2 separate regions of the Mus musculus genome follow, and region 2 is linked to region 1. A link is a loop called in an ENCODE intact Hi-C map of the cell type or tissue named here. Cell type or tissue: heart. All regions are shown on one strand. Links, peaks and the distances in the headings refer to the core of each region. The heading gives the core; the rest is flanking DNA.

Region 1 (15,607 bases), core at 5,646-10,645:
TTAGAGAACAGATGAGGTCAGTAGAGCCCGAGAAGAGAAATACAAAGGCCCGAGGCCTGCTGACAGGAGAAAGGGGACACTGGGCAGGTGGCCGAGATTCCTTCTCAACAGCCTGCGAAACCTTTTTCCCTATTGAAACACACACACACCATAAAGTATATTTTAGACACATAAAGACAGAAGTGATTTCCTTAATGAGTGGGCCTGCAAGTTTCGAGCTAGGCCCTGGCAGCTGCGGCCCGTTCCATGCAGGTGTGGGCGGGATACTCAGCAGCCCCCCTTCCTCCCCACCCACGACCTGGCTCACACCTTCCCTGCTCAGGTTTAGGGCCCACGGGGCCTCTGGAGGTGAGGGAGGCAGCGACCACCCAGCACTTCTGGGAAGCCCCGGGGGCCTGGCAGGCTGTGAGGGGCCTGCCTGTGTGCTGATGGGGGTGGGGGGAGGGGTGTGCTTCCAGGAGGACCCAGGAGTAGAAGGCAGGCAGTGTGTGCCTCGGTTTCCCTTTGGTTAGTCTGTCCTTAGGAGAGGGCTTTACTAAGATGACTTTTTTTGCTGTTGTTTTTTCATTTGACTTTTTTCAAAACAGGGTTCCTGTAGCCCAGGGTAGCCTGAAACTATGTGACAAATGATTCTCCTGATTCCACCTGCACTACTGGGATGGCACTGTGTCCCACTCTTACCCCCCTGTGACTCAGGCGTGCATGCTCTGTGAGTCTGCCTGAATGGCTCCCACCCCAACTTGCCTTGTCCTGTGGGAAATATACCTTAGCTTAGGCTTGACCCAAGATAGCTGGCTGTCCTGGCTGGGCCGCTCTTCCATAGGAGCCAGACTCCCACAGTGCATTTAAAATCACATTTATTTGTGTACTTTGTGCCACAGTCAGAGAACAACCCAGGGGAGCCTGTTCTGTTTCTGCTGTGTAGATTTCAGAGATTGAACCTGGGTTGCTAGTTCAGGCCTTGGTGGCCAGCAGCTAACTAGAGGCCTCACTCAGACAATAATTCCATGTGCTGGGATGGGACGAGGGGTATAACAGCCAAAACCTAGCCTAGTTCCACATAGGGACACACAGGACGAGATGACACGTGACAACATGGTGCAGCCGCTGGAGCAGAGAGGACTTGAGCCTTGGCCCTGAGGTAGATGGAGGCAAGAGGTGGGGCTCCTGTTGATACCTGTGCTCACCAGCAGAGGCCCGTGCGCCACCTGTGGCCAGGCCAGGGTTCTGGAAGCCTTGTGTGTAGGGGTGGACTTCAGGAGAGGGGATGTTCAGTATCCCCAGATCTGCGATCAACCGAGGACATTCTGTCTCTGCTGATGGCCCTCCTTCTTAGGGTCTCTTCTAGGCCTTCAGGGGACAAGACTGGACCTGTGTTGTCATGATGGTCCTACTGCTCCATACAGAAGGCTGCTGGGACATTCCAGATGGGGGCCTCTGTGTGGAGGTGACGTCAGCCCTTCTCTGGCTAGTAAATGTTTATAGCCAATGTAGCCTGGGTTTGGGGCTCCCTCGAGTCTGGTGAGCAGTCACCCCATCCTGCCCCTTTCTGGAGGTCTGGATGCCGGCAGGGGGCTGGGGGGTGGGGGTGGGCTGGCAGGCCACTCTAGCCCTGGCAGCTGGCCCAGAAAGGGCTGGGTGGGCTATGTGCAGAGCCAGCAGCACCCTGAAAGGCAGGGGGCAGGGAGCAGAATGGTGTCAGCTTTGAATGCTCCTTGTCAGACCCATGGAAGACAAAGCCATGGTGACCAGTGGGCAAGGCAGCACCATGCCAGGTCCTGGTGGAGCGCCTCTGTCCCTCAGGGTGGATGGATGGGAAAGAAGATGGAGGCGTGACGTGAAGTTACAGGACTGCACTCCCAAGAAGATACTCCAGTCCATTCAAACCTTTATGGGGACACAGTCAGATCCAGGTACACAGGGCCCAACTGGGAGGGACCTGTCGTGATGACCAGAGGGAAGTCGTTCTTCCCATTTCTGGGGCAGAGCTGAGGCTTGGTGCTTGTGTTGAGGGACACAGCCAGGAGCCCAGGATTCAAAGTTGGAACACATCTGAGCTACAGCACTCTGGGGCCTGGGCTCCTGTGCCTTCTGTGCCTCTTGGGGTTTCCCATTCCTTTCTTGGGGAGCCCCAAGTCCAGCTCAAACAGCCCTCATGGTAACCCTGAGCTGGCACGTGAGGCTACAAAGGATGGGATTCAGGGAGGCAGGGGATGCATACCACCAGGCTGGCCCTCATTTCAGGTCTAGGCTTCCAGGAGGGCAGACGATGTGGCCCTCTCCCAGCAAGTGTCTGGGTCCAGCAGGGGCCTCAGGAGCTAGGCTTCTCAGGCAGGACCCAGACCTTGATTTATGGCCCCAGAGGCTGCTGGAGCCCACTGCTTCCTCCACAGTTGCCAGGAAGCTCGGCCAGTGCTGGGCTGGGCGTCGCTAGCATTCCAGGGCCACCTAAATCAAAGGCTGTCAGCTGCTGGGCAAGGATCCTACAAGGCAGGGACTGGGCCCTGTGTCACCTGGCCAGGCTGAAAGACTCCATCCCTGGCCTTGGGCTTGCGGAGGCCTGCAGGACAGGACAGCCCATACAGGGCTCTCTGCTCCATTGCCCAGAAATTTGGAGCAACTGGTATGTGGGGCCCAGGCATGTTTTCCAGAAGCTGTTGGCTTTGGGAATAGGCCCAGGAGGGGAAGCCCACAACCCGAGCGTGGGGGTGGCCAGGTTGCTACTCACTGGTGGCTGACCATGGGGCTCTGAGCTGTATCTGCAGAGCCAGGTCAGTGGCCTCTGGGCAGCCCACAGCAGGCTGGCGGGCAGGCGCATGTGGGCTTCCGGGCCTGCCTGTGAACCCTGTGTGCCAAGTGCAGGCCCAGGCCTCTGTCATCTTATCTGCCTTCTGCTATACCCCCTCCCAATTGGCCATCTCATGCAGCAAGCCTGCCTTTAAGACATTGCACACAGGAACATACAGCGTTTATTTGTCACAGGGGTTTGGCTCACACCTTGGGGGTAGGGAACAACTCCCAGCCTTCCAGCTTGCCGATCTTGAACAGGGCGGCCGCAGTGCCCATGTAGACACAGCCCATGGCTGCTGTCCCATAGCTGTGAGCTGTGGAGAAGGACAGCATCAGGTATGGGGTGCTCCAGGTGTGATCCAAGAGCCTCCCAGGAAGATGGGGTCTGATAGAGCGAGGCTTCCTCAGGGGCCTCTCTAATAGCCCAGCAACAGAGTTAAGGGGATGGAGAAACTGAGGCCAAAGGCTGCCCTGCATCAATCCCTTTAACTCAAGAGACATCGTGTGGGGAGGGTGGATGTGGTCAGCCCTGACTCCTGGCAGTGGGGATACTCCCCTGCTAAAGCCTTTTCCCACAGCTGAACTGTGGCTGGCATGGCTTTCCTGTCCCCAGACCCCTAGGAATACAAAGAGGGAGAGAGGCAGTTTGGGGCTAAGTCTGTCCGAGTTAGAGTCAGGCTGTGGGTCACACCCCAATAGTGAAGAGATGGGCAGGGATGCCCACTGCAGGGCACAGTCTCCCCTATCACGGAGCTGCCTGCTGTTGAGAAGGCAGCGACTGCCGTAGGCAGGGGACAGAGTGGGAGGGGCTGGAGTGATCAGTGGTTACATACTGTCCCCAGGGAATGGCCACTCACTGCGAGCTCCCAATGTCAGGCCTCCCGCGCAGCCACCAATGAAGTAGTTCAGGGGGTCATCTGGCTTCTCTCGGACCTGGGCACTGACACAGGTGGTAAGGCCAAACATCGCTCCAATAGCAGCTGTAAGGGGCAATGGGGGTTGGAGGTGGGGAAACTGAGGCAGTGACTGTCCTGTGCAGATAATGCTGGGTGCCACCCTCTGCCCTTCTGAGCCCCCTAGCCAGTCTTGTAGTCAGTGTCCTAGGACCCCACTCAGTGGTTCCAGTCGCCTCTGAATGGCCTGTGTCACTGTGAGCAGGACACTAGCTCACCTGCAGTGAATGTGTACCGGCCGACTCTGGCCACTGCTTCCAGGGTGGAATCTGCGGGGTTGAGTGAGACGCTGTAAGCGGAGCCGATTATGCCTGTGGGAGGGAGGGAGAGAGGGTTGAGGTTGTTGGGATGCCTTTCCAGGATACAGCAGAACTCAAATCCAGGGCCACGGCTGCTAGGCCAGAGCCCAATACCTAAGGCAGAGCCCTGCCCCAGTGGGTTGATGCTGGTCCACGACCCCTGACCCAGACCTCCAGCCATCAATATGCAGCTGCCACAGTGCCTCCTCCAGGCTCATCAAAGGCCATAGTTTCCAAGGGTCTGGGACCTCGGCCTAATCCAGTTTGGCAGCAATGGGTCTCAGGATGCCAATCCTTCCACGTGCCGGCAGCTCGGCCCAGACGTGTCCCTACATCTGGCTGGCTCCATTCCTCCCACGCCAACCCCACTGCCACACCAGTCAGCTTTTCCATCTCCTCCACCCCCTGCCTCTCCAGAGTTTACACCATAGTTTACATAGCAAGCTGGGGCCAAGGTGGGTGCTAAGTCAGGAGCCCAGGCCTTGGTGGGCTGCAGAGCAAGCATCACAATCAGGCCAGACCAGGCATAAGCAGCCCCACACCACTCCATTGTGCAAAGCTCTCTGGGGAAGCTGACACAGGATCCTTGCTACAGGGGCGACAAGACCCACTACTGCCCCTCACCCTCCAGGCTGGATGAATTCTGTTGTTATTCCTTCCATCGGAGTTGAAGTGGCCCAGAAAAGTAGCCCAAGGTGGCCCAGCATAGCTGGTCATGGGGCAGTGGGTCTGGCCCCTCAACTCTTCTCCAGCCTCTGGGGATGTCACACACACCCTTCCTGGTGAGCTCTGGAGCTCTGATTTGAGCACCGAGCACTTACAGATCTTGAGTTTCAGTATCAACACAGACTGAAGACCCTAGCAGGGCCTCAAAGATGAGGCTGGGCACTGGGCTGGAGGCCTTGAAGACATTGTAGCTCCCCAGCCCAGCCATCCCTTTGCCTCAGCATCACTGTGGCTTCTGTGTACACGCACAGGGTGCGAGAAAGCTCACACGGGAACCCAACCTCACTGTTGGAGGTTGCTGAAATGTCTTTCCCAGATGCAGCAGGACTTGAACCCAGGGGCACTGGGATTCTTGATGGGGACTGGTGAGGCCACAGGGACCCTGGGTGACTTTGGTGACCACACCTAACAAGCCAGATGTCATGGGACCCAGAGTGACTGCCCTTCACCATCTAACTGCTCCCTTGTGGTGATTCTCCCATGGCCCAGCCAAACCACAGCCAAGCCTCAGCACCACCTGTAACATGGGACCCTCCAGGAGTACCACCTGCAGCATGGGACCCTCCAGGAGTACCACCTGCAGCATGGGACCCTCCAGGAGCACCACCTGCAGCATGGGACCCTCCAGGAGCACCTCCTGCAACATGGGACCCTCCAAGAGCACCACCTACAGCATGGAGCGCCTCCAGGAGCACCAGCTGCAGCACGGGACCCTCCAGGAGCACCAGCTGCAGCATGGAACCTCCAGGTGCAGCTGCGCCCAGGAGCTATCCATTCCTAACTGCTGTGCCGGCAGGGCAGGAATTCATTCATTCATTCATTCATTCACTCACTGTGTTGCACAAGCCACGTTCATTTATTCATCCATCCTTCCACTGAGGCCCCAAAGACCTCCCTCATTCAATTGTGAGTTCCACCACGCCTCCAAGTTGCTAGATCCTGCTGGGAAGGCAGGGTCACTGCCTTTCTGCAATATCCCCCTTAGGGGAGCCAAGCAGGGAGCTTGGGAACAAAGGAGTTAGGACACAGGGAAGAATTTTCAAAGCTGACATAATTGTCCACTTCCTCCCTCAGTAGCTCTGACATGGCACCTCTGGCAAGGGCCTGCCTACTCTCCACATCTACCCAAGACAGACTCCAGCCAGACACCAAGAGTGCACACAGTCCTCCTCTGGATCAACACCCATGTTCTCTCCATGGCCTCCCTCACAGAGATCTGCCTGCCTTGCCCCCCAAGTTCTGGGCTCAAAGGCATGCACCACCACGACTAGGCTTGTTCTGTCTGTTTTAAAATCCCCCAATCACCTGACCCTACAACACCTGCTTTGTGGGAGCAAAGCCTTGGGTAAACTCATGAATGTGAGGCCTGTGGACACACCAGAAATATATGACTGAATGAGGCCTTGAGGGATAGCATAAGTGAGTGAATGAACTAGGCATGAGGGGGCACCTTAAGAGTCTCAAATGCCAAAGGTAACCCCATGACAGCCTTAAAAGGACATCTGACCTTCCAAACAAGTGTGCCCTATTTGGAATCTTCCAGAATCAGGTCCTCATGATGATGCATACTTTTAATCTGGGAATTCAGGAGGCAGAGGCGGGACACTTTCTTTGAATCCCAAGCCAGCCTGGGTTACATAGGGAGATCATGTCCAAAATAATAGTAAATCATGCTGGAGAGATGGCTCTCTCTCAGTCCTGGAGAAATAGAACAGCCCTTCCACATTACCTGGGTTCAACTCTCAGGCCCCACACGGGCACCTCACAACTGTCTGCAGCTCCAATTCCAGAGAATCGGACACACAAGACATACAGGTAACACACCAATGAGCGTAAGACAAAACTAAATCACTTTAAATCATTTAAAAATAAGAGCAAATTAATAGGTTCCGTGGTGGCGGAAAATAGAAACAAAACAAAACAAAACAAAAATAACAAAAACATCTTCCAGAGGCTAGATTGGGGTGTAGCCCTGTCATCCCAGCACTCGGGCAGCTGAGGCAGGAGGATCATGCAGGCCAGACTGGAGACAGGAGAATCAAGACCTCAAGGCCATCCTCCGCTACACAGAGGGTTTGCAGTCTTGCCAAGGCAACCCTAGAACTTGTCTTCAAAAACTCCGATGACCCGATCACCCCTTAACCCTAAAAACTCCTGACGACGCTGAAATGACCTTCACATTTTCTCCAGCTTTTGCTCCCTGATATTGACCTACGACCTCTGAAGCCCCTAGGCACTGACGAGTCTACGCCCCTCAAAAGTCTCAACCTCTTCCGCCTTTACAGCCATTGCGCCCCGGCGCCCCAGGGACCTCCGCGCGCCCTCTGACCTTTGCTTCCAGACCTCCGCCCTCCGCCCGCCCACCGGCCCGCGCTCACCGCAAATGCCGCCTAAGGCCGTGGTGATGTAGGTCTTGCGATGACACTGGGTGCCGTCGGGGACCTCATGGTAAGATTCAAAGAACCGCTTCACCATCGCCATACCTAGCTGGGCTTGCTCGGCCGACCCTAAAGCGTCTGGGCGAACTCAAGGGTAGCCGGCTAGGTCAACTCTCGCGAGGTTTCCAGCGCGCAACTTTATTGAACGCCTTGGACGCAGACAAGGCGTGCGCGCATGCGCGCAGTGCAGGTTTGTACCGAGGTCTTATTAATCCCGTAGCAAGATCTGTGTCGTGCTCGGTCCACAAGTGAATCTGGACAGAGACGCCCGTGACGTCAGGAAAGGTAAACTGAGGCCATGAAGAAAAACGCCTCCAGCCCTAGCGAAGACGAGGTTTCTAGTACGGAGAATGTTGATAGTGCATCCAAGGATGGGATTGACAGGTCGCAGGACAGCCATTACACTGTCAGGCAGGTCAGCGATCGAAACTAACAGAAGGTAGGACAATCGCAGGGCAGATATTACAGCGCGAGGCTAGTGATACCCTAGTTAGCCGGAGCTGCACGGACGCGGCGGGACACAGCGCAAAAGCGGTTGGCTCGTCAGGGATCCGGACTGTGTAGGGGTGTGGTTTCATGCCCATCTCAATCAGGACCGCGTGTAACTATTTGGGGGCGTGGCCAGGCTGGGGGCAAGGGGACCAATCGTGAGGATTTAGCGTGAGGATTATAATTGACGGAGACCAGGCCCACTCTGCTTTGGTTTTAAGTCCTCGCTGCACTCGCAGGCACAGCCACACTCAGGAGCTGGTCCTGAAAGGGACGTGAACATTGGCTACGGGGCGTGGCCGCACTTAGTCCTGCCCCTGGTAGAAACGTGGCCAATAGTGAGAGCCCAAGAGGAAGCACACGCCTTCCTCCGGGGGGCGTGTCTTTCTTGACGTCACTTCGAAGTTGGGCGGGGCCTCTTGAGAAGGTTTAAATTAATGCAGCGGCAGCCTGGCAGCTGCATGTGAGGGAGGGGGTGGGGGGTGGGGGTCGGGCTCAGGGGCGGGGCTTCTTGCGTTGTGGGCGTGACCCGACAGGGCGGGGTGGGGCCTGCACGGCAGCCGGGGGCCATGTCTGCGCCGCCACCTCTGCAGATCCGGGAGGCGAACGCGCACCTGGCCGCCGTGCACCGACGCGCAGCGGAGCTGGAGAGGCGGCTGCTGGCGGCTGAGCGCACGATTGGTGCGCAGGCCGAGCGCCTGGCCTGCCACGACCAGCACCTGCGCGCCGCCCTGGATGAGCTGGGTCGCGCCAAGGACCGGTGAGGCCCTGGAGGAGGCCCGGCGGACATCCCAAAGGAGGCGGGTGGAAAGGGCTGGGAACCGAGAGCAAAAATTTCCGGAGCACTAAATGCCCGGCATCACAGCACTAGGAGGGCTGAGACTGGAGGATCAGGAGTTCGGGCCATCCTCGACTACATGGGGACTTTAGAGTATAGCCTGGGTTACTTGAGAGCATTTCAAACTGTTAAAATGAAGCCAGCTGTCCCACCCACAAGGCCGAGTCTGCCGGTAGGTGCAAGAGTATTGTGTCTGATGATCGAAGGAAGCTGCTGGGTAGGGGCCCACATCGGTAGACAAAGGCACAGAACACCCCTATATAGAATAGTCAGATCTGTGACAACCATTTGTGACCATGCGGAAGTCCTACCGAAGGACACACAAAACTGGCACTGTTTTGTTTTTTGAGAGAAGGCTGGCCTTAAAGGCACTATGTAGCTTTCAACCCCTGATCCTTCTGCCTCCATCTCTCGAGTGCTGGGATGACAGAGCGCCAGGCCTGCTGTGGGGCTGAGGGTGCTTTACCAATGACATCAATGGCTCTGTGTATAAAGACACTCGCCACTAAGAATGACAAAGAATTTGATCCCATGGGGCAGGAGGAGCGAACCAACTCTTGAAAATTGTACCTTGACTTCCACATGTTTGCTGTCACATGTGTGCGCCTATGCACATAAACAAGCACACAAAGAAGTAGTGCAGGAGGAGACATAGGGAGTCTCAGAGGATTCTGGAGCAGGTAGATGCCCCCACCCCCACCCCCTGTAGGTAACTACCTTATTTGGTCCTCTTACCAGGGAGATATCTGCCCTCCAAGAGCAGCTGCTGAGCTCTGAGGCCACAGTTCGCAGCCTGCAGGCCGCAGTGGACCAGAGGGACCAGATGATCCAGCAGCTACAGCCTCGGGCTGACCTGCTGCAGGACATCACTCGCCACCGACCACCCCTGGCCGCACTGTTGGCCACCCTGGAGGAGGCAGAGGAACTGGGCCCCTTGCCGGCCAGCCACAGCCATAGGGCCCAGCTACTTCCTGATGGGCCTGGCCCACCCCTGGGCAACAACATGGGAAAGGAGGAGGGCCAGGACGACCAGGACGACCAGCAGCCTGCTGTGTTTGGGACCACGGTGTGAGCTGTCCTGACAGATCTCAGAATCTGTGGTCACGGCCCCATGGGGATTCCACTCTTAGAGTCCTGGACATCACCTAGAGGGGTCTTGAGACATTACCCGGATCCCATCTAAACATCACAACAAGTGAAAACTCAAGATCTCATTTAAACCCCCCCCCCCCCCCCAGTGCTGGAGTATCTGCTACATTCCACTGGTTTTAAATAGTTTCAAAAACAAATGAAGGTAAGGGTGGTAACTCTGGGAGGAGCATTCTCCACCAGGCATACACAAAGCCCAAGCCAGACAGGCACCCCAGCATCAGTGAGATGGTGGGGACTGACCCTGAAACCTCGGTGTTTCCTGTTTGGGACAGGGTCCCAGGTAGCCAGGCTTGCTGTCTCAGGAGTGTGGCATGGATCCCTGCTAGGCTGACAGGCTCCCACTACAGGCCCTGCCTGTGGGGAGTTTGTCTTTTTGCTTGAGATGGGGTCTCTCTCTATAACCCAGGCTTCCCTTGAATCCTCCTTCCAAGTACTTGGAATCTAGATGTGAGCCACCGTGCCCTGCTGATGGGAGCACTCCCTACCTTTCTTTCTACTCACTCTTGTGCCTCCTGAACCATCCTTAATGCCAAGACAAATCATTAATCTTGGATCTCTCTCCCATAGCTCTACCCTTCTAGGAAGAACAAGTGGGTTGAGACACCACAACCCAGAGTGCCTCAATGTCTTTCCCTGATTCCACACTCAGTTCCTTGACACTCAGGTCTCTCTCAAATGCCCCCTTCTGGAGGGGCCTTCCAACCAGCATCTCTGAAGTCATTCCTGCCAGCTGGTCACTGCCCTGTACTGTGATTGTTTGGTCTAGTTTTTCTGAAGCTTAGTCTTATGTAGCTCAGGCTGGCCTCTAAAATTTTTATGTAGCTCAAGCTGGATTTAAACTTTTGATCCTCCTGCTTCAGCATCTCCAGTGCTAGTATGACAGGCTTTGTGCAAACACCCACAGCCCCATCCTGGGACCACCTTTTCAGTGGGAAGGCAGTGGCTATGAAGCAGGGAATTTTGTCTTCTGTCTCCATCAGTGCCTAGCACAGCCCGGGAGGCCCTGCCTTAGCCAGGAGCCTTCTGGATACCTGATAAGCCCTTTCCTGGTTTCCAGGGACAATGATGTTTTTGTAGCAAGACGCCTTTTTGATACCCTAAGAGAATCTATTTTTTAAATCCTGGTTTCTGTGCTGCCTAGAGCCTATGATGGTGAGGGTGCATTGCCCTTGTTAGAGCAGTGAGAGGAAGGGGCCCCACAAGCCCTTGCACCCAGAGGTGGTGTCTGTTGAATTCCATGACCTGTGCGCTCAGGGAAATTGTCCTTGAGCAGCCACCAAGATAGAAGGTAGGGGGTGTTCGAAACAGAAGGGCCTCCAGCCATCCAGTCTACCCAGAGTCTGACATGGACCCTCAGTGTGGGAGACAGAGGCCCATTTTTTCTTGGGGATGGAGGAAAGAAGGGAGCTATCTGTATAGAAGGCAGACTAGGGCCTGTCTGCACCAGAATAAATTGGCTATTTCTCAACCTGGACTCTACCTTTTTTCCTGTTGTGGGGTAGCACGCTGCTAGGCCTTATACATACTTTACAGCGGAGGGGGCTGGAGTTAGCCAGCTGTCCTGCAGCTTCCATGTTCAAGTTATTCCCAGAGACAATTGAAACTCAGCCCGAAGAAGTGAAGGAAAACTACTTCTCTGCACAACTGAGGCCACTTGCAATTCAGGGGACAAGAGGAATATCGAAACTCATATTACCCAGGCTTTCTAGCCCTCACTAGGGGATTGTAGGTGGAACTCCACGCCCTGACCACACCCCCAGCCCCTCACTGGGGTATGTATCTTGGGTGGGGTCTGTAATGCTAAGCTATCCCTAGCCTTGCATCTTACTGCTAAGACTTGCAATAGCTTGGGCTGTATCTTAGAGCTTGCCAAGGGCTGAGACCATGAAAGGATTCACTGCAGCAACTGTAAGAGTTAATTATGTTTTACATTATAGAAAAGCAATAGTGCCTTGGGTGTGGCGTAACGACATTTGCCTGGCATGCTAAGGCTCTGGGTTCCATTGCCAGCACCAAAATCTGAAAACAATGAGAATTTTCTGCTACTTGCCAATGTTTGGAGCCTAGCAGGCCATCATCTATTTGGGTAGCAAAATGTCACTTCAGCTTCTCATTAACTGAATCATGATGCTGGTTGGCTTGCAACCCCATAATTTTTCTTTCAACATTGAGACAGTTTCACATAGCCTGGAACTCTTGTCCTTCCTCCTGAGTGCTAGGATTATAGCCATATGCCACCAGGTCCCCAGTTTTCAGTTTTTAAAGACAAGGTTTCCATTGGTAGCCCAACTTGGCTTTAGACTTTCAGATATGTCCCCATCTCAAGTGCCACCATGTCCAACTAGCCCTAGACTGGCTTTGGCTAGGCTGTTCCGTGTAGGGACAGTGTAGGCTGAGGGGCACAGGAAACAAGGCCCTTTCTCCAGCCAAGCTTGGAAGTACTGTGGCCAGGGGTGTGCACAGTGGGTCTGGGAGTCACTTCACCCAGTCTCCTTAGCTGGCCAATGTGCTGGCCAATGTGCTTGACATGGGGTCACAGCGAGGGCCCTCCCAGTCCCCAGAATCATACTGCCTAGCAACAGCTGTGCCAGGTAGGACACACAAACCTACCTGGAGCTCCAGAGCAGGATTCAGGGACACAGACAGGCTCTGTCTGGGCTGTACAGTATCACTGAGGTCTGTGCCAGGCTGGCCGAGTACAGAAACTCATTGGGAGTTCCGCCCCACCACAGCTGTTCACCTGTACCCATAATGGACACCGTGAACACCATCATGGAGGGGCCTCAGGCATCCAGGGACTGGCCAGGTGAGCCTTCACCCACAGCAAACCCAGCAGATTCTGGCCTGGGTAGTCACTATCCATCTAACCCCATCTTGATTCTCAGGGTTTTTTTGTCACCTGGACAAGGATGGCAGCCGGCCCCTGGATGAAGGGGAGCTGAGGGAGGGCCTGGCAGAGCTGGGGCTGGAAGTGGACAAGGCAGGGGCATTATGCAGGCGCTGGGACTGTGATGGCAGTGGGACCCTGGACCTGGAGTTCCTATGGGTGCTATGGGTGAGGCTGGCCTGTATTGACGGGCTGGTGATGGGTGCTGACCCCTGTACTCCACAGTCACTGTCCCCCTCCCATAGCCCCCCATGTCCCAGACTCTGGAAGCTGTTACTGCAGCTGCTTTTGCCAACGTGGACCAAACTGGGGATGGTGTGGTGACTGTTGATGACCTGAGAGGGGTGTGCAGTGGGGAGTGGACAGAAGATGCTGCCTCCCCCTAAGGCAGTGTCATTGGTCTGGGTCCCCTCACAGCCAGCACATCCACAGGTCACACTAGCTGAGTTCCAAGACTACTACAGCAGACAGCGCCTGGCACCTCTGACATAGCTACTCTCACCTGCCTAATAGCTGCACTTAGCCTAGTCCCTTGATCCACCTGCCATCCTCTGCCACCACTGTCCCAGGGGGCCCCAGCTAGACACAGGGAGGGGGGGATGTGTGAGAATGGAGGCTGAAGAACTGGCTGGACCAGGTCTCCTGCAGGGCCACCCACAAGCCTAGCAATGGCTGGATTGATTACTGACCCCATCAGGGGCCCATGGCCAAATCCAGCCTGACTGGCTGCCAGGTGCAAAAGAGTCTGGGGCTTTAGTTAAAAGTTTTAATGCAGTTCTCAAATACATTTCAATCTTACATAAATGTTCCAAAACACATGGGTGACGTCTGGATTCACTTGTCACTGGCTGGCTAAGGCTGGAAGCAGTGTGACCCATCTGCTAAGGCAGCCTCTGGTGTCCTTGCTGGCTGGAAGTGGCCTGGCCAGAGATGGAACCACACAGTCCACGGGTAGGGGCTTCATCTTCTGCCCGGGGACAGGCCCTTTGCAGGTTCCCTTTGCCTCTCAGGGGCCCTAGGTGGTCAGTCACCTCAGGGCTGGGTACCTGCTAAGGGAGACCCAGGTGGTTCACGTAGGCAGGCAAGAAGGCAGGAGCTCTCTTGGTTTCATCACCTTTGTCCAGACAGGTGTTCTCAGGCCCAAACCTAGTGAACCCCCGTGGGGGCCGGGCACCACCCATAGGAGCATCAAGTCAGCTCAGCCCACGTGTAGCTTCATCTGTGACCTCAAGAGCCAAGCCACCAGAAATGAAGGAGAGGCACCTGCCATGTGGACCTGGCAGAGTGGAAAGCCGAGCAGGTAGCAAGTTACTCAACAGAATGCTGAGCCTGGAGTTCTCTTTGTTGCTGCCCAGGGATGGACGGTCACCACGAAGCTGTGACAAGTGTCAATGTGCCATTTCGATCGGAGGAGGGCGGGGGAACGTTCTTTCTACTCATCAATATGATGAGGTCTGAGTCCCAAGCCGCATCCTGGCGTCCCCGTCTGCTGCAGAGGGGACACTCGGATCCAGCCTGTGGCCACCCCGGCAATAGACACCACCATGATGCGGCCTGCAGGGAGGGACGGGCAGCAGACAGACAACAAAGCAGCAGCCTGGTGCAGTGGCTCCGCCGCTATGTGCTCCCAGGAGCCTGGCCATCTCCTTCATCACCTGTGCCTGTGGGGAGAGCAGGTCTCTCAGTCCCAGCACACAGTCACCAGCTGGGGTCCCTCCCACTGGTCCCATGGTGCTCACCAGCCCCCGTGACACCGGAGGGAGCCAGAACAGCATCCTCATCACTGTCTTCCTCCTCGGTGGCCCGGGTGGCTCCTGGCTCAGGTGGGGGCGCCTTGGCCTCCTGTTCCTGTTCAGCCCGGCTACGCAGAGCCAGGATGCGGTGGTGCAGTGCAGCATACAGTTGGCCTGTGTCTTTGGAGCTGGCCTGGGGAGGCAGGGTGTTACGTGGCAGTGTGTGGCTAACGGCCACACTGGGCAGTGTTCACACATGTAGGCCCTAGCCTGTGACTAGGCCACACTGGCCTGGTCAGCTGACTTCTATAGCAAGAGACTACCAACAAGGTGCCCTTTGGAGAATTAGGCAGGACAATGAGGTCTGGGATCTGTCGTGTCGTCCCCCCCCAACTCCCTCCCTACCCTTGATGTCTAACCGAGGGGACAGCAGGTGTGTGCACAGCCATCAGGAACTACCCAGGGGAGGTTTGTGTCCGGGCCTGCCCACTGGTAACATCAGCGGTCTTCAGCACCGAGCCAGTGTGCCACCCCCACCTTCCCTCAAGCTTACCGAGATCAGGAAAACCTTGACACCCTGGTCCTCAGCGTCGGTGGCTGTGATGCGGATGCTCTTTTCACTGGCCTTATCCATCTGCATCTGTGCCCACAGCTTCGTGTTCAGGATGAGCCGCAGGCTGCCCTGGGTCCGCATCACTGCAGCAAGGGAGCTGCTTAGCAACACCTGCCCCAACCTGCAGCCCACGTCTGCAAGGGGCAGGGGAGACATGCCCTTGGGGAAGGGGCTAGCCTGCAACAGGGCAGGTAGGGTACACTGAGATAGAGACTGCTCCATCTCACCTGAGAACCGAGCCTGGGCCTAGCACATGTATGGGGCAAGTCCTAACATGCCCCTGGCTTGCCACCTGCTATGGGTCCACAGGGAAGAGGTCACACATAGTAACTGCTGAGCAGGTCCTGTTGACATTGACTTTAACCTTTCTTTTTTTTACTTTTCTTTCCTGATGTGAGGGTCTCAGTAGCCTGAGCTGACCTCAAACTCTTTTCAGTCCTCCTGCCTAAGCTTCCCAATTTCTGGCCTTAACTTTTAAGGGGAATGTAACCAAATGTTAGGACATGACAAAATTAGGACATGACAGGCTCAGAGCAGACCAGGCCAGCCTGGGCTAGAGAGAGACCATTTTCACATAAAGTCCCCCAAACAGGAGGGACAGCTCTGAAGCCTAGGCTGGCACTCTTCCTGCCCCCACCTTCCTTCCAAGCTATACTTTTTAGAAGTCCACTAAAGATACTTGAGCAGGA
Region 2 (15,607 bases), core at 4,010-9,009, 130 kb after region 1:
CCAGCCATAACAGCTTGGGTCAACCAGAGACCACCCACACCCTCACAACTCATCACAAACAACCAAAGGTAGGCAAAGGTGGGAAAGAATGCAGTACACAGGTGGCCAGAGCTCATAGGCCAAAGAGTCAGAGGCCAGCAGACCAGGACTTCAGGGTCAACCTGGACCACACTACTAGGTGAAGGCCAGCCTGGGCTACAGCAGGAACCAGGTTAGTATTTACTTTGAAGTACCAAAGTTCTCTCTTTTGTGAGTCTGCAAAAGAATAGGTATTCATTTGCTAGCTGTGACAGTAAGCACCTGCCATCCTCTGGCCTCTGTAGGCACTTAGTTGATTTGCACACTCCCCAATATACACATAATAAAAATCCAAAATCTTAGCCAGACGGTGGTGGTGCACACCTGTAACCCCAGTACTGAGGAGGTAGGCAGATCTCTGAGTTCGAGGTCAGCCTGGTTTACATAGTGAGTTTAAGACAGTCAGGATTATATAGTCAAACCTTGTCTCAAAGACAGGTTCAGTTAATTCATCCATAGCATTGGGTAAAGTTTTCATTTCTACTGATGCTTACATGTCTGCCACAGGTGCACTAATGCTTACTGAGCCAGATTAGGCATCAGGTCCTAGGCCCTGGACTCACAAGTAGCTGTAGGGCACATGGTGTGAGTGCTGGGCACCAGAGTCAGGTCCACTGCAAGAGCACATGTGTTCTTAAACACTGAGCCAGTTCTCCAGCCCCTTGGTGATTTTGTTTTTTTGAGAGTGATGTTCAAACTGGCCTCAAATTTGTGACAACGCCCCCGCCTGTACCTTCAGTGAACCTCGTTTTGGTGCAGTGTTGGAGCCAAGCCCCAGTGCCTTGGAAATGTTAGGCAAATGCTGTCCACTGTGCCACAAAGCCAGCTGAGGAGAGATAGTCTGAGGGAAATAGAAACAGTAAGGATTTTGCAGAACAAGACCATGTTGTGTAGAACATACGTGTACGTGGTGTGTGTGCCCGAGAGGCAGGACAGCAGGTGTCCTCTATCGCTTTCCAGCCACTCCTCACCCCCCCCCCCCGCCCTTTTCTTTTTTTGGTTTTTAGGGTTTCTCTGTATACCCCTGGCTGTCCTGGAACTAACTCTGTAGACCAGGCTGGCCTCGAACTCAGAAATCCACCTGCCTCTGCCTCTAGATTGCTGGGATTAAAGGCATGTGCTACCACTGCCCAGCTCTCCAGCCACTCCCTTAAGACAGGGTCTCCCACTCACTCTGCAGCTAGGTTGGCTCACCCTGTCTCCACCCCCAATCACAAGTGTTACAGATACATGCAGCCATAGCTGGCTTGTGAGTGGGCACTGAGAACTCTAACTCACCCTCAGACTTATGCAGCAGCACTGTCATGCACTGTGCCATTGCCCCAGGCCATGACCAGCTGTTTTCTTTGTTTTGAGAGGTCTCACTACAGAGTTCTGGGTCTGAAACCTGCTGTGTATACAGGCCAACCCTGACCTCAAGAGAGATCCTCTTGCCTCTGTGCCACCATGCTCCATACCAATGTCTTTTTTATTTTCAGATTTTAAGGAAAGCACATATATCTATTTCCTAGTGACCAAACACACAAAAAAAGGCATGTACACTCTACTGTGTCAGCCCCCACTAAGAAGGAATATCAACTTTACACTTAACTCATGCATCTAGTAAAACATCAGAACAAGCATTTGTTTTTACTAAGGCCGAAAGCAAGAAGAATAGAAGACCCAACCATAGGGCACTTCCAACCAACGCTGTCGGAATCATTTCCCACCGGTGGCCCAAAGCAGTGCATTAGGCCACACAGTTCAGTGGACCTCCCTTCAGCACAGGTTCACATGAGTAGCATGGCCACTACTGTGCCACCCCACAGCTAGCAGCTCAGCCTCACAACGACCAAGGTATCATCCCCAAGAGCCTCAACCCTTCCAATTCTGTTTAGTTCCTAGAACTGGAGTTCCAGAAAGATGACAAGTCAGTGCCAAGGACAGACAGCAAGATGCAGTAGGTGACTGGGTGCCCACTGGCTGGAGACAGCAGTCGTGAACAGAGGCGGGGGCAAAGGTGGTTGAGTGGGGACTGTCAGATGGGGAGGCCCGCTGCATGGTTTTAAGTGGACTGCATCTGTGGTGCTCTGTTAGTACATGGGCCTTATTTTCTGACAGACAAGGTAATGAGAGGCTATGTGAAGCTGGAAGACCATTCCCAAATCCATCCTCACTATATGCTCTGATTCTGTGTGACAGAGGGACAGCAGACTCTGCACCCATTGGGTACCTAAGGCACTGACACAGTGGTTTAGGGACTCCTTACCTTTGCTGGGCCTCTTAGGCATCTTCTTGTTGCATTCTGAGGTGACTTCAATTTCATCAGGATTCCCACCTTCATCTTCAATGGCCTGGAGGGACAGAAGAAAGGCCGACCAATAAACCACAGGTAGCAGAGACAGGAAGAACATCTAAGCCTGTAGTTTGAACAGCCTGTTCAACACAGGGAGTGCCCAGCTCGGTTCTCAGGGCATTGAAACTCAGCTGCTGCTACCTACCACCTTAACCCTACAAACTGCAGTCCTGCTGCTCATGGAAGGAAGACTGGCACAGCAGGGCCCTTGCATTATCACCTAATGGGTTTTCTAGGATTAATACAGCTCTACGTCGTTTTTTTTCTCATTTTCTTTTCCCTAGCTCCTCGACAAAGGCTTTCTCCCTGAATGTGAGACTAGGCTGGCAGCCAGCAAGGTCCTGGGGTCATAGTCACATGTAGCTAAGCCCCAGCTTTCTATAGGGATCCTAGGAATTTGAAACTCAGGTTCTCATGCCTGTATTGTAAGGGCTCTTTCTCAGTGAGTACTCTTGGCCCTTAATGATAGCAGCCAGCATTGCTGCAAGACTATCCTGAGGACTCCTTGAGTCGTGGAGGCAACTGCTCAGAACTTCGGACTCCTCCACCTTTTGTGTCCCTGAGGAAAGAGATTCCAGCTTCCTTGGCTTAACCCAGTAACTAAGGAGGGGGAGGGGAACAGGGGACAGGGCTTGGACCTTGCTGTCCCCTTCTGGGACTTGTAGTGGAAGGACCCCGTAGAAGTCCCATTTCACACTCAAGAATGTTATTTGTTCATCAGTGGCCAACTCAGCAAGGGCCTCTCTCTCTCTCACACAGCCCTGTCAACAGTGCCCCCCAAGGAGTGAAATGAGACACTTTCTAGCAGCATGCCTCTCACCCTGGGGATGTTTCAAAGTTGACTGTCCCCAGAGAGAAGGTAGCAGCAGTGCCCTCAGAACTCCAAGCTCAGGCAACTCTTCCAGATCCCCAGGGGCTTCCTGTGGCTTTCATTAGGGGACCACAGACAAACCTGTAAGCAGCCCTGTCCTCTCTCTCCTCTGGAGCTAGTCAGCTTTCAAACAACTCCAGGTAAGCTGTAGAAAGGTATCTCATTTTATCCCTTGGGGCTAAATGACAGAGCTGTCCCTCCCAGGCTACCTCAGTAAACCCCCTCTAACAGGTGCTCCTCCACACCACCTCCCTCTTTAAAAATCCAACCCAGAGATGGTCACAACAAGCAGGCAGAGGGACAGTACTGTAGACTTACCCTCTGATCTGACAAACATACAGGGGTGTGAGTGGAGACAAGCACAGACCAGGGTCCCTCTGCAACCCCCAAGAGGACAATGAGAACAGCACCCTAAAGCCAACCCTCAACTTCTAGTCTTGAGAGAGCTTGGTACTGCCAAGGCTGCACAGTGCCTCACCAGCAGGCCGAGCATCACCCTGGCCACCCCCTTTCACACCCTGTATGTTCTGTAGGTGACACCAGTGTAGGGAGCTTCTTGCCCATTCCAATAGAGATGTAGTGTCCTTAAAAAACAAACAACAAGCTGGGCAGTGATGGCGCATGCTTTTAATCCCAGCAGGGATTAAAGAGGCAGACGGATTTCTGAGTTCAAGGCCAGCCTGGTCTACAGAGTGAGTTCCAGGACAGCCAGGGCTACATAGAGAAACCCTGTGGGGGGGAGGGGGGGGACACGACGATGACACAACCAACAAACCAAAAAAAACCCAAAAACAAACAAACAAAACCCCCAAAAAGCCACCAAACCAAACCAACTGAAAAGAGTGCCTGACGTTCAGTAGGTAGTGTGCCTGCCCTGGCCTCTAACTTCCACACCTCATCTCACAAGCAAGTAATGTTATATGCTGTACATGTTCACAGTACATGAGAGGCCAGAAGACAACCTCAGCTTTCTCTTAGGTACCATCCACCTTGTCTTACAGACTTGACTGGACTAGTCAGGCAGTGAGCCTCAGGGATCGTCCTGTGTCTGTGAGCACTGGGATTGCGGCTGGCACCCCACCTGACCTTTACTGTTGGTGCTGGGCACAGAGCTCAGGCCTTCACACTGCTGCCCTCTCTGCTTGTCACAGTGTCTTCTCTCAACAGCAACTGGTGACTGACTTTGGATGGATCTAGGAGGGTTAAATCTCCAGTTCCTTGTGCAAGGGATGACTGGGCAGATGACAATGTCTGAAAGCTAGAGGGGACAGCTTTTCAAGGTGTAACACAAACAAAGTCTGCTTTCTAAGGTGGAGTAAACAACTACAAAAGCCAAAAGGGGGCCCTGTGGAGACTGAGCTTGTTTACCTGGACTAGACTGCAAGCCAAGCAATGCCTACCCTACCCTGAAGGCAAGCTACTACTGCCTTGATCTGAGGACACTCAGAAGAGGTTAAAGGTCTTCCTGACAGAGAATCTAGGCCACAAAGGAAGGCAATAGAAATGAGCCTCTTTCTCAGGGGGCTCAGTTTGAGGCTGGAACTAAATCCTCCGACTCCCACCTGACCACACAGAATGGAGTGTTATAGCAGTTGTGTGGCAGATGGTTCCAAGGGCCTCTGCAATATTGGGCAAGCATGTTACCTCTGATCTATGTGTCCAACCCCTTTTTTTTTAAAAAAAAAAAGAGACAAAACAAAAACCTACTATGTTTTACAGAAAGGCTTTCACGCATCCCAAGATGGCCTCAAACTTAGGATCCTTCTGCCTCCACCACTCCCGGCCTTAGGAAGTATTTGGGATAAAACTTAGGGTTTTGTGCATGCAAGGTAAGCACAATACCAAATGAGTAGCACACTACCAAATGAGTAGCTCTTGGACCTACTTTATACTTTGAAAAAGGCTTAGCTAGCCCTGAACTCTAATATTCAGGTTGGTTTGGAACTCCTCTACAGCCCAGGTTGGCCTTGAACTCACATCTGACTTACCTTTATCAACAGAAAAAAACGTTCTTTCCTTCCATCTCGTATCTTCCCCTAGCTTAGTTCTAGCAAAGAATTAGAAACAATTTATTTTTCCGCTTTGTTTTTGTTTTTTGTCTCCCTGGGCTACCTACATCCTCCGGCTGTCTGCGAACTCTGAGAGTTTCTCATGTTTCATCTCCACCACCCCTGCCCCCAACGTCACTGTGTCTTCCCAGATTAAAAGAAAAGAAAAGAAACAAAAACCACCTGTTCTGCCTCGGGGGCCGAAAAGGGACTTGGGATCGAATCCCGCCACAAGCTGACCCCACTGGATGACCTTGGCCGAGTCCCCTTCATCCCCCTTTGGGGTTGGGACTAAGCAGTACAGGGAACGCGGTGTCATCGATCCCCCGAACCCGTTCGTGGTGTTATTTCCCTCTGGTCGCATCGCTGGGGGCGTCGAGATTCGAATCCTTGCACCCGGCGCCCGCGGAGCCCCAGTATTAGCGCCCAGCGCGAAGGCCAACGGGCCACTCCGGGCCCGGCGGTGGGTGTCGCCATGGCGACCATGGGGTTCCCCCCCGCGAACCTCACCTTCTTCAGCCGCTCCATCAGCACGCTCTTGTTGCCGCTCGAGTCGAGGTTCCGCTTCTTCAGCTCCGCCCGCAGGTCGATCACCCGCAGGTCGCTGAGCCGCCGCGTCCCGGTCTCTGACGCCGCGGAGCTCACGGCCGCCGCGCCCGCCGCACTCGCGTCTCCTAAACCCGACAGAGTCTCCGCCATTCCAGGGACCCTGGTTCCGTCGCCCACTTCACACAGAACCGGGTCAGTGGGTTTGCGTGAGTGTGTTTTTTTTTTGATTTGTTATTATTATTATTTTTTTGAATCTCGGCCCTCTTACCACAAAATGGCGCCGCCTGAGAGGGAACCGCTTCAGCCTCCCCGGAGGCGCACCTCGACACTGCGCAGGCGCCGCCGGCGCGAGCCCTACGCTCTCAGACGCCTTTACCCAAGCGCAGTGTGCGCGGCGGCAGAGACGACGTAGGCGCGCCTCGCCGGCTCGCGCTTGGCCGCGGACCAAGACGCATGCGTGCTACAGGTCGTGCGCCTGCGCATCACTGTCGGAGCGCTGGCCGTAGAGCGGTGGCGTGCGCAGCCGGGCAACGCTGCGAGAGGCAAACGGGGGTCAGTGAGCGTAGCGAGGCGGTGCGCGTGCGCATTAAAAAGAGGGTGGCGACGGGGCCGGGGGGGGGGGGGGGAGGGGGGGCTTACGACCGGTTGCGCATGTGCACTTGTACCCGCGAGGCTCGAGACTGCTTTGGCGTGCGACCTAGGAGGTGCGTCAGAGCTGTGCGCCTGCGCAGCCGCAAAGGGAGGCGGGAGGAAGCGAGTGCGTTTTCCTCTTCGGCAGCGCCATTTTGTACTACCTCCGAGCCGCCACAGCTGGTGCCAGCGAGTGGAGGGGGTTCCGGAGCGAGTTGGGAAGTCGCGGAAGCGAGGATGGCGGAACCCGGGACCGGGTCGGGCGACCCCGCCTTTGGTCCGGGCGCCTCGGAGAGTGGGACGCGGCGGCTCAGCGACCTGCGGGTGATCGACCTGAGGGCGGAGCTGAAAAAGCGGAACCTGGATACGGGAGGCAACAAGAGCGTGCTGATGGAGCGGCTGAGGAAGGTGAGGGAACCCGAGTGGCGCCGTGGACCCGGGCACGTAACTGCCCGCGCAGACTCGGGCCGGCCTTCCCACCCCGAGCCCCCCCCCCCGACTTCGGTCTGTGCTGTCAGTTACCGAAGCAGCCGAGGCTGTGTGACCTTTACTAGTCGCTGCCCCTCTCTGTGTCTCGCCTCCCACTTGCCCCGGGATTTGCAGGAAGCCGGGCCTTGTTGAGTAATCGGGTGGCTCTGGGCACGTCTCCATGATGACCTTGCACCTGCAGCTGTCTTTTCCGCCACCCTAGTTTTACTCTTCTGGGGAATCTATCAGTCAACCCCACTGTTGGCGGTGCCCAGTGTCTCTGCACAGACCATGTTCGCTCCCAGGTCCGGTCCCCTCGCGCTTCCCTGGTCTTGGAGCCTAGTTGTCATCTCGAGTCAGCGTAAGATGTCACTTTCCTCCCCCTAGACAAGAAGTCTTGTCTACTGCCCTTCAGCGCTTGACACAAGCTTGCCTCTGTGGAACAGGGTCCTTGAGGGTTAGGGACTCCTGATTGGCTGCAAGTAGAAGGCGCCAGAATACTTTGAGGGAAAATTGGCCAGCGCTTTCTTCTTCGGTCTATGTTGTTTTTCCTTATCAAAAATCAGCGCCTCCCCTCCCACGCAAAACTTTTTTTGGAGAGCTACTGTGGCCCAGTGTGGCCTTGGACTTGCTGTGAAACCCAGACTAGACTTCAGCTCTTGGTCTCCTGCCCCCCCTTTTCACTTCCAAAATGCTGGAATTAAAGGTTTGCTTTGTTATGGGAGGCCTTTTGAGCGCCCCATTCAGCTCTTTGCCCTGCCTGAATCAAGGACAGGTTTCCTACCATCATCCCTGTGTTTGATGAAAGAGCACACAAGATGAGCGGTCACCAACCCTGATTTGGGGTTAATACTTGGATTTTATTCTATTTTTTTGTCTTGGGTTGGGGATTACATCTAGGGCTACAAGCTGCCAGGTCATGTATGACCACAACCTGCTGACAGTGACTCTGCAACCCAAGCTTTCAGCTTCCCTTTCTCTAGGTTTTGGGTCTTGAGCAGGGAAGGGGAGCTGGCTGCTAAATGTGGTCTTAAGCTAGATTGTGAACACTTGCAACTGCAAAGTTGCTTCTTAAAGAACACTTTGTGTCAACCCCTCCTAAAAGATAACTTTATTTAAAACTTCATACTCTTTCCCATCAGGCATTTAAGGAGGAAGGACAAGAACCTGAGGAGGTTGGAATCAGCTGGGGAGCTGTGAGCAAGAGGGCTGTAAAGAGAAACACCAAAGGTACTTAACTGCCTGTGCTTGACGCTGGGCCTGGGGAATGGGTGTCTGCTCTGCTCTGTGTATGTGTAATATGCATACTTAGATGTGCATGTGTGTGGGACAGCCATAGTGTCACATTGTGTCCACCTTAGGTTTTGTTTTTGTCTTAAGGTTTATTTTGTGTGTGTGTGTGTGTGTGTGTGTGTTTGTGTGCGCGCTTGCCTGCATGTGAATGCACATGTGTTTGGTGCCCACAGAGGTCAGAAGCAGGTCTTGGACCCCTTAGAACTGGAGTCAGGAATGGTTACCAGTCTCCATGTGATTCCTGGGAGCTGAAGCCCATCCTGTATGACAGCAGTTAGTGCTCTTTCTTAACCGCTGATCCATCTGTCTACATAGTGATTTGGCTGGGCTGCTGACCTGTGAGGACCAGTGTCCTCCATCTTCAAACCCCAGCACTAGGATTATAAGTACCCTCATGCCCAGCTCTTCACGGGTGCTGGGATTGAGCCCAGGCCCCCAAGCTCAAAACAAGAAATGTTTTTGCCAGCTGAGCCATCTGCCCATTGCCCTGAAGTCAGGTTTTACCAGTGGCTTCGAGGACAGCTTTTCATCAGCATTCTAGGCTGAGGCAAGAGAATGGCCAATTCCAGGTTGGCCTGGCTACATGAGACTCTTAAGGGCCAGATATGGTGGTGCATGCCTTTAATCCCCAAACACCACTGCCCCAAACAAACCAATAACTGAGGGCTAGTGAAAAGGCTCAGCTACCGAAGGTAGAAGCTCCTGAATCTGAGAGTTGTTTGATCCTTGAGACCAGAAACAACTGGCTCCCAAAAGTTGATCTCTGACATCCACATTCACACTGAGGCGCACATATGTCTAACTGTGCTCACAGAGACAGCCATAATCATTTTTTAAAAAGCACTAACCTGGAGACCTAGTATAACCCTGGCTGCTTGTGTTGCAGACACTTGCCTGACCTGCCGCAAGCATATCAGATCAGTGGGCAGCATTGTCAGATGAGCCTGGGGGAGGTCTGGCATGGTTGAGAGGGTGCCTCCATGGGCAGAGCTATGCCTGTCCATCTCTGGAGGTGCTCAAGAATGTGGTGTTTGGTGTGATGTGCTAGCCCATGGCTTCCAGGCCAGGCCAGAGGCTCTGGGATGATAGAAGTGAGGTTTTAGCCCACAAGACACTGTTAGTGATTCTCTGAGCACCACTTTCTGGCAAAGTGGGAAGAAGTTCCAGGAAAGTCACAGTCACTCCCTCTCACAAGTGGGGCTGGCTCAAACAAGGGGTTTGGAGTGGGCACGTGTTTGCAGAAAGCCCTGCATTTGTCCCAGAGCCTCTCAAATACGGGTGAAATCACTGCATGAAGAATAGTTCTGACCTGTTTAATTCTTGTTGAATTGGGTAGTAAATATGTCCCTTGTGCTGATGTTAAACAACCATTGGTATGTCCTTTCTATGTCCCATGAGGGTACTGCACCCACCACAGAGGGCTTGAGTATTCAGAGTCCCATTCTCCAGCTGAACTGCTCTGAGAACCATAGAGTTATCTGGTTCTGAGAATTTAACCAGAGCCACCAGGCACTGCCTAGGTATCAAGCTATAGTCTTGGCCAGGATTTGGATATCTAGTCAAAGTCTTAAGGATTATTAAAAGTTGACATTTCTTTCTGTGCCTGTGAGGATTGGTGTGCACATATAGGAGGTACAAGGTTAACAGTGGGTTGACCTCAGTTGTTGTGCATGGTATTTCATGGGGTAGATTCTCACTGGCCTGGAGCCTGCTGATTCAGCCTGGCTGGTTGACCATCAACTCTAAGGATCCTCCTGTCTCCACCTCCCCAGCATTTCTCAGATGACATCTACCCTAACTAGTTTTGTGGGTTTTGCATTTTATTTAGTGTGTGTATGTGCGTACCCGTGAGGGCATGTACACACATAACACAGTGCAAGCACAGAGACCAGAGAGAACTATCTAGGAGCCATTTCTTTCCACCATGTGTAATCCAGGAATCAGATTCAGATGGTCAGGACTGGCAGCAACTGTTTTACCTACTGAGCCATCTCATACTCCTTTTAGCCCCCCTCCACCTCCCCCCACCCCCACTTTTGTTTTAACATTTTAATAACTGTGGTGGCCCACATGAGGTATCAGAGGACAGCTTTATACAGTTGATTCTGTGGGTTGAACTTGGCCATTTGATTCCAAAGGGAGAGTTGGTAATGTTGGGGATGGCATGCCAGTGGGTAGCTGGATCAGGAAGCTGGATGGTCATGTTTCCATCCATGCACAGGAAGCTGAAAGAACAGAAATGAAGTGAGGCTCTCAGAGCCTCTCACAATGACAGACTTCTTTAGCAAGGTTCCTAAACCAGCAGTTCTCAGTCTGTGGGTCACAACCCTTTCTGATCAAATAACCCTTTCCCAGAGGTTACCTAGTACCTAAGACCATTGGAAAACAGGTAATTTACAATTCATAATAGTAGCAAAACTACAGCTACAAACTAGCAATGAAAATAATTTTATGGTTTGGGGTCACCACCACACGAGGAACTATATTAAAGGGTGACAGCATTTTGAAGGTTGAGGACCACTGTCCTAAAGGTTTCCTAGTCTCCCAAAACAGCGTAGTGAACTGGCCACAAAGTGTTCGGATACCTGGCATCTGTCATTCAAATCTCACCTGGCTTTTATCCATTGGCCTGGGACTGCTGATTCAGTGTCCAACACTTTGTCTGCACCTTCCCAGCCCTGGGATGACAGTGGATCACCACACCCAGCATTTACATGGATGCTGGGGCACTGAGTTCAGAGTCCATGTTAACCACTGAGCAGTCTCCCCAGACAATTGTTCTTTTAGCAGACGATGTTCAGGTTTTGTTTGTGGTTTTAGGACTTTCCCAGTATTCAGTGTTTGGAAGTTGTCTGATGTGTTGGCTGTTGAAACAATAAAACAGATGGACAGAAGGCCTCCGGATTTGAGGACCCACTGTGTTTACACTGTGGTAGTGTTAACGTCCTGTGTGATGCCAGGGTTGGAGGGTTGAGGAAATGAAGAAGCATCCTGGGCATTGCATGATAATCATATCCATCAGAAATGATGGCAACTACAAGAGGCTGCACCTGATGCTGCTCCCTCCTCCTTCCAGGTGTCAAGCTTTGAGTAACTCTCAAGAGCTGCCTCTGTCTTCCTTGGTATAGTAGGACACCCTACAGAGTTTGTTTGTTTTCTTTCCTGTTTTTTTTTTTTTTTTTTTCCCACAAAACCGTTAGTGCAGTGTTCTGTGTACTGCAGATTTGCCCACAAAACAGTTGTGTAGCTAAGGGGGCTCGGTCAGCAGAGCTCTTGCCACAGAAACATGAGTGTGGGACTGAGCTCAGATCCCTATTAACAATGGGAAACCAAGTGTGCATCCATAACCACGGTGGTGGGGAGGTAGGCACAGGAGGGTCCGTTGGGTTTGGTGGTCGACTAGCCACGCTGAGTCAGTTGGCTCCAGGCCGACTGGTGAGGTACAGGTGAGACCCTGTACTAGGAAATAATATGGGTAACAACTGAAGACCCGTTGTTGACTCAGAACACCCCGTGCAGCTGTGCACGTATCGCACATGACCAGTGCTAAGTTGCAGAGTGAGCATGCAGGCAGGTACCAGAGTGCAAGTAGACCCATCGACAGTCCAGTGTGTCCACAGACAGCACTGCAGGTGTCCCACAGGCTTGCATAGTCCAGCCCAACTAGCAATGAAGTTTCCAGACCAGCCTAGCTTTTTTTTCCCTCTGTTTTTTGAGGTGTTTAGTTTGGGACAAATATGAGCTCTCTTAAAGCTGTTTTTATTGCAAAGTCTGAGCACTGTGCTATGGTGATTGAAGCCTTGGCTTAGACACCGACCAAGACAGAGTCCCTGCAATATGGGCAAATAGCTAACAATGTGGAATTGTATTGTCACCTGTCAAAAAATTGAGGCTGACTCTGGTTTCTAACCCAACTGACACTATTCTATAACTAGGATCCAAGATGGAGGAGGAGGGCAGCGAGGACAACGGCCTGGAGGAAGATTCCAGATATGGGCAGGTGTGTTGGGCCTGGGGGCGGCACATCTTCCCATGCCCTAGGGTCTTGGTGACTGACATCCTCACTCCCCTCACAGGATGGGGTTGTGATTCTTCAGAGTTCACAAGACAGGGACACCATGGATACAGGTGTGCCAGATGGGATGGAGGCTGAGGACCTCAGTGTGCCCTGCCTGGGGAAGGCCGACACCGTCAACCAGATTCTTCATGCTTTTGATGACAGTAAAGAGTACGTGGCCGCGCAGCTGGGACAGCTTCCAGCTCAGCTCCTGAAGCATGCTGTAGGTAACTTGCAGCCACGTGTGTGCCAGCGGCCCCAGGGGCTCAGCATCATGGCTACCTAGGCCCTGGTAGAAACAGACCCCGAGTTTAATACCTGGTAGGGACTGTAGGCCAGTGGCCACTGCTGCAGCATAGTGCAAGGAGTGCTGTGGACTCACAGGAGATGGGTGTGTGGGTGGCATGAAGGCTGTTCAGGTCACAAGGGCTTTTAACTGCTCTGGACACACACTCAACAGAACAGTCTTACCTGGTGGTGCTGCTGTCTGCTCTGAAGACCTGAGGCCAACCCAAGTCTGTGCAGGTTGCCTTTGCATGATGCTCACAGTTGATTCCAGTGGTATTGTGGTTTTGTTCTTGAGGGACTTGCTGAAATTGAGCCTCAACTGAGGTCAGGGAATATAGGAACATCCAGTGGGTCTTAGATAAACTGGAGGACCCCTGCTCAGCATAATCTGAGTGTATGGCCCTGTGGAGGCTCTCTGGGCTGCAGGAATTTTCATGGATCCCAGGGTGAAAGGAGAGCAACACTCCCAAGTGGTCCTCTCTCTCTCTCTCTCTCTCTCTCTCTCTCTCTCTCTCACACACACACACACACACACACACGAGTCAGCTGAGCTGACACAGTGATGGGCACTGGTGAGAGTGGACATAGGTTGTGTAGGAAGCTGTGAGGTACAGGCTGAAGTGTTCACAACTCTGGCCTCCATGAAGTCATGTTCTGATTCATTTGCCAGGTGGATGAGGAGGTCTTCAAGAACACTCTGGAAGCTTCCGTGTCAGACCTTAAAGTAACTCTGGTGAGTGGAGTCTCCCTGTGGTTCTTGCAGTTTAGGAGACACTGATGTTCCATTGGCTGGTTACCCTGTGGCAGTTGCCTGAGGGACAGTTAGGGGAGCAGTTGTACCTTGGCTTACATTTCCAGGGACTGAAGTCCAAGGTCAGGTGACTTGCTATATGTCTAAGAGGAGGCAGACTATTATGGCAGTGGGAGAGTATACCAGAGAAGGCTGCTCCCCTTCATGTTGGCCAGGGAACAGAGGGAGGAAAAGACAACAGAGGCCTCTCCTTCCCCAGCCAGTATCTTCATGTTTTATGTTCACAATCCACCAAAAGAAGGAAGCATTGGTGGGACCAGAACCCTGTAGTCTAGTCACCTCCAACCTTACAGTGTGGTACAGATGGTAACTGGAGCCTGAATTTGGAGGCTGACACATGGGTTGTGGAGAAACTGTGAGGTGGGGCTAAAGGGCCAGGCAGCTGGGTTCTGTAAGTGCCTGGGTGGTTCCCAAAGAAATCCAGGCTTGGAGTTAGAGTAGCTGAGTTCAGGGATGAACTTAGTGTGGTGGTAGCCCTGAAGCAATAATGGATACAGCTCCTGGTATGCAGAGATGCCTGTGCTGGAGACTGTGAGGTCCCGGGCCCCTGCAGGGAGTACAGCCGCTGTTCTGAGTGAGGAGACAGGCTTCCTTAAGTCCCAAGCTCACTGAGGGAGGTGACCACTGTCTAGTCTCTCTGTGTCTTTGCCATTGGCTACTTTGTAGAATAGGGTTCAATTTCAGGCCCAGAGGGGTTTTTCAGCCTGGTACACAAGAGCACTTTTTCAAGGTGTGGCTGTCCACTGAGAAGCCTTTAAGTGGATAAGGCCTTGGTGATAGATGTATGCATGGGATCTGTGGCTGTGTTATTTGGAGTGACGTGTACCCTTCTATTACCCTTCTATTCTCTCTCCAACAGGCTGATGAAGAAGCCCCCATGGAACCAGGTACTGCTGAGGCAGGCACAACAGTGCGGTTTGCGCCCCTGCTGCTCGCACTTAAGTCCTGTCTGTTCTCAGCTGTGTTATGGTTTCATAAATCACCCCAGTGGTTGACCATCCCAATCGCACAGGATCAGAGATTGGAAACCCACTGTATCACCAGATCTGTGCGTGTGCTGTGGCAGCCCAAGACAGTCTTGGGGGCAGATGCGCCGCTTGCATCAGGCCATGCAGAGTGGCAGTAAGTGGCCACAAGGTGAGGCAGCGAGTCCACACACAAGACAGATCTTGTGATACCTTACCAAGCCAAAGTCATGGGGTTGATGCAGTTAAGGCAGGCTGAGGCTGTGGTAGGGGACTTACCCCGGAAGCCACCAATGTCAGAAGAAAAGCGGGTTTCTGCCAAGATGTTCATCATCAGCCCCTATGGACTGCCATGTTCCCAAAGGTGAAGAGCGGTTCAGTAGCCTTGGACTGTGGTGCTGACCGCACGCAATCCATCAAGCTGAGAGCAGCAAGCTCCTCAGTAAATGGTGACTGCCATGGCTTCAGCACTGTGGACATTGGGAAGGAATGTGCTTGATGGAAGACACAGGCGTGACGGAACCTCTGAAGAAAGCCGTGGAAGCTGCGCTGTGGTTGTAGGGTAGAAGTATGGGGGGGGGCCCACCTCTGCCACTGGCGCAGGCTGGGGGCGCCATGGCCGTGGGCGCAGGTAGGGTGCAGGCGCTGTGTAGCGGGTTTTCCAATCTCTGTGTAGCCAGCAGTTCTGTCGGTGTGAGCAGGGCCGCAGCGCCCGAGCCGCAGTTGTGATTGCTTTATTTCCCTGGTGATTAAACCTTGTGCCATTCTATTCCTGTTAAATCCGTAGAAAATGAGAAAATACTCGACATTTTGGGGGAAACTTGTAAATCTGAGCCAGTAAAAGAAGAAGGTTCGGAGCTGGAGCAGCCCTTTGCCCAGGCCACGAGTAGCGTGGGGCCAGACAGGAAGCTGGCGGAGGAAGAGGACCTATTTGAGAGCTGCGGCCACCCGGAAGAGGAAGAGGAAGAGGAGGAAGAAGATCAGGAAGAGGAGCAGGAGGAGGAGGGAGATTTAGCTTTGGCCAGCAGCAGCAAGTCTGAGTCTCCAAGCACTCGGTGTCAGTGGAGCGAGGCAGATGCCCCGTTAGCAGTAGTGAAAAGGGAGCTGGCAGATGCGCCGGGTGGAGGTGGAGGTACTCGGCACAGGCGGAAGCGCAAGCGAAGGCGGAAGCATCAGGCGCAGGCAGAAGCTCTGGGCACAGGTGGAGGTGCCGG

The links. Peaks named below come from ENCODE experiments on the same cell type or tissue, not always from the same donor. Only the 100,000 strongest peaks of a DNase experiment are listed, where the experiment ranks them.
Region 2: it touches region 1 in a loop (2.2-fold over the local background); 1 of 42 quality-filtered maps calls a loop at or near these places.

The regions. Positions count from the first base shown.
Region 1 is chr17:56,709,482-56,725,088 of GRCm38, reverse strand. It overlaps Vmac (vimentin-type intermediate filament associated coiled-coil protein), which reads left to right and starts at 8,168. Exons shown (of 2, transcript NM_178926.3): 1 at 8,168-8,455; 2 at 9,272-11,157. The coding sequence starts at 8,265. The coding sequence ends at 9,605. Ndufa11 (NADH:ubiquinone oxidoreductase subunit A11) reads right to left here and starts at 7,327. Exons shown (of 4, transcript NM_027244.1): 1 at 7,147-7,327; 2 at 3,962-4,054; 3 at 3,648-3,770; 4 at 841-3,104. The coding sequence starts at 7,249. The coding sequence ends at 2,992. Ranbp3 (RAN binding protein 3) reads right to left here. Exons shown (of 17, transcript NM_001252466.1): 15 at 14,859-15,001; 16 at 14,312-14,498; 17 at 13,320-14,233. The coding sequence ends at 14,190. It also overlaps the pseudogene Ccpn-ps. In heart, for the core only: no CTCF peak of the experiment used is centred there; DNase peaks (open chromatin) are centred at 7,358, 8,008, 9,505 and 9,894; H3K4me3 peaks cover 3,981 bases; H3K27ac peaks cover 2,487 bases.
Region 2 is chr17:56,575,586-56,591,192 of GRCm38, reverse strand. Safb2 (scaffold attachment factor B2) reads left to right here and starts at 6,608. Exons shown (of 21, transcript NM_001029979.3): 1 at 6,608-6,919; 2 at 8,122-8,209; 3 at 12,208-12,272; 4 at 12,349-12,552; 5 at 13,288-13,350; 6 at 14,288-14,315; 7 at 15,181-15,607. The coding sequence starts at 6,749. Safb (scaffold attachment factor B) reads right to left here and starts at 6,211. Exons shown (of 21, transcript NM_001163300.1): 1 at 5,843-6,211; 2 at 2,327-2,411. The coding sequence starts at 6,031. In heart, for the core only: a CTCF peak has its summit at 6,727; DNase peaks (open chromatin) are centred at 5,732, 6,362, 7,222 and 7,482; H3K4me3 peaks cover 4,739 bases; H3K27ac peaks cover 3,874 bases.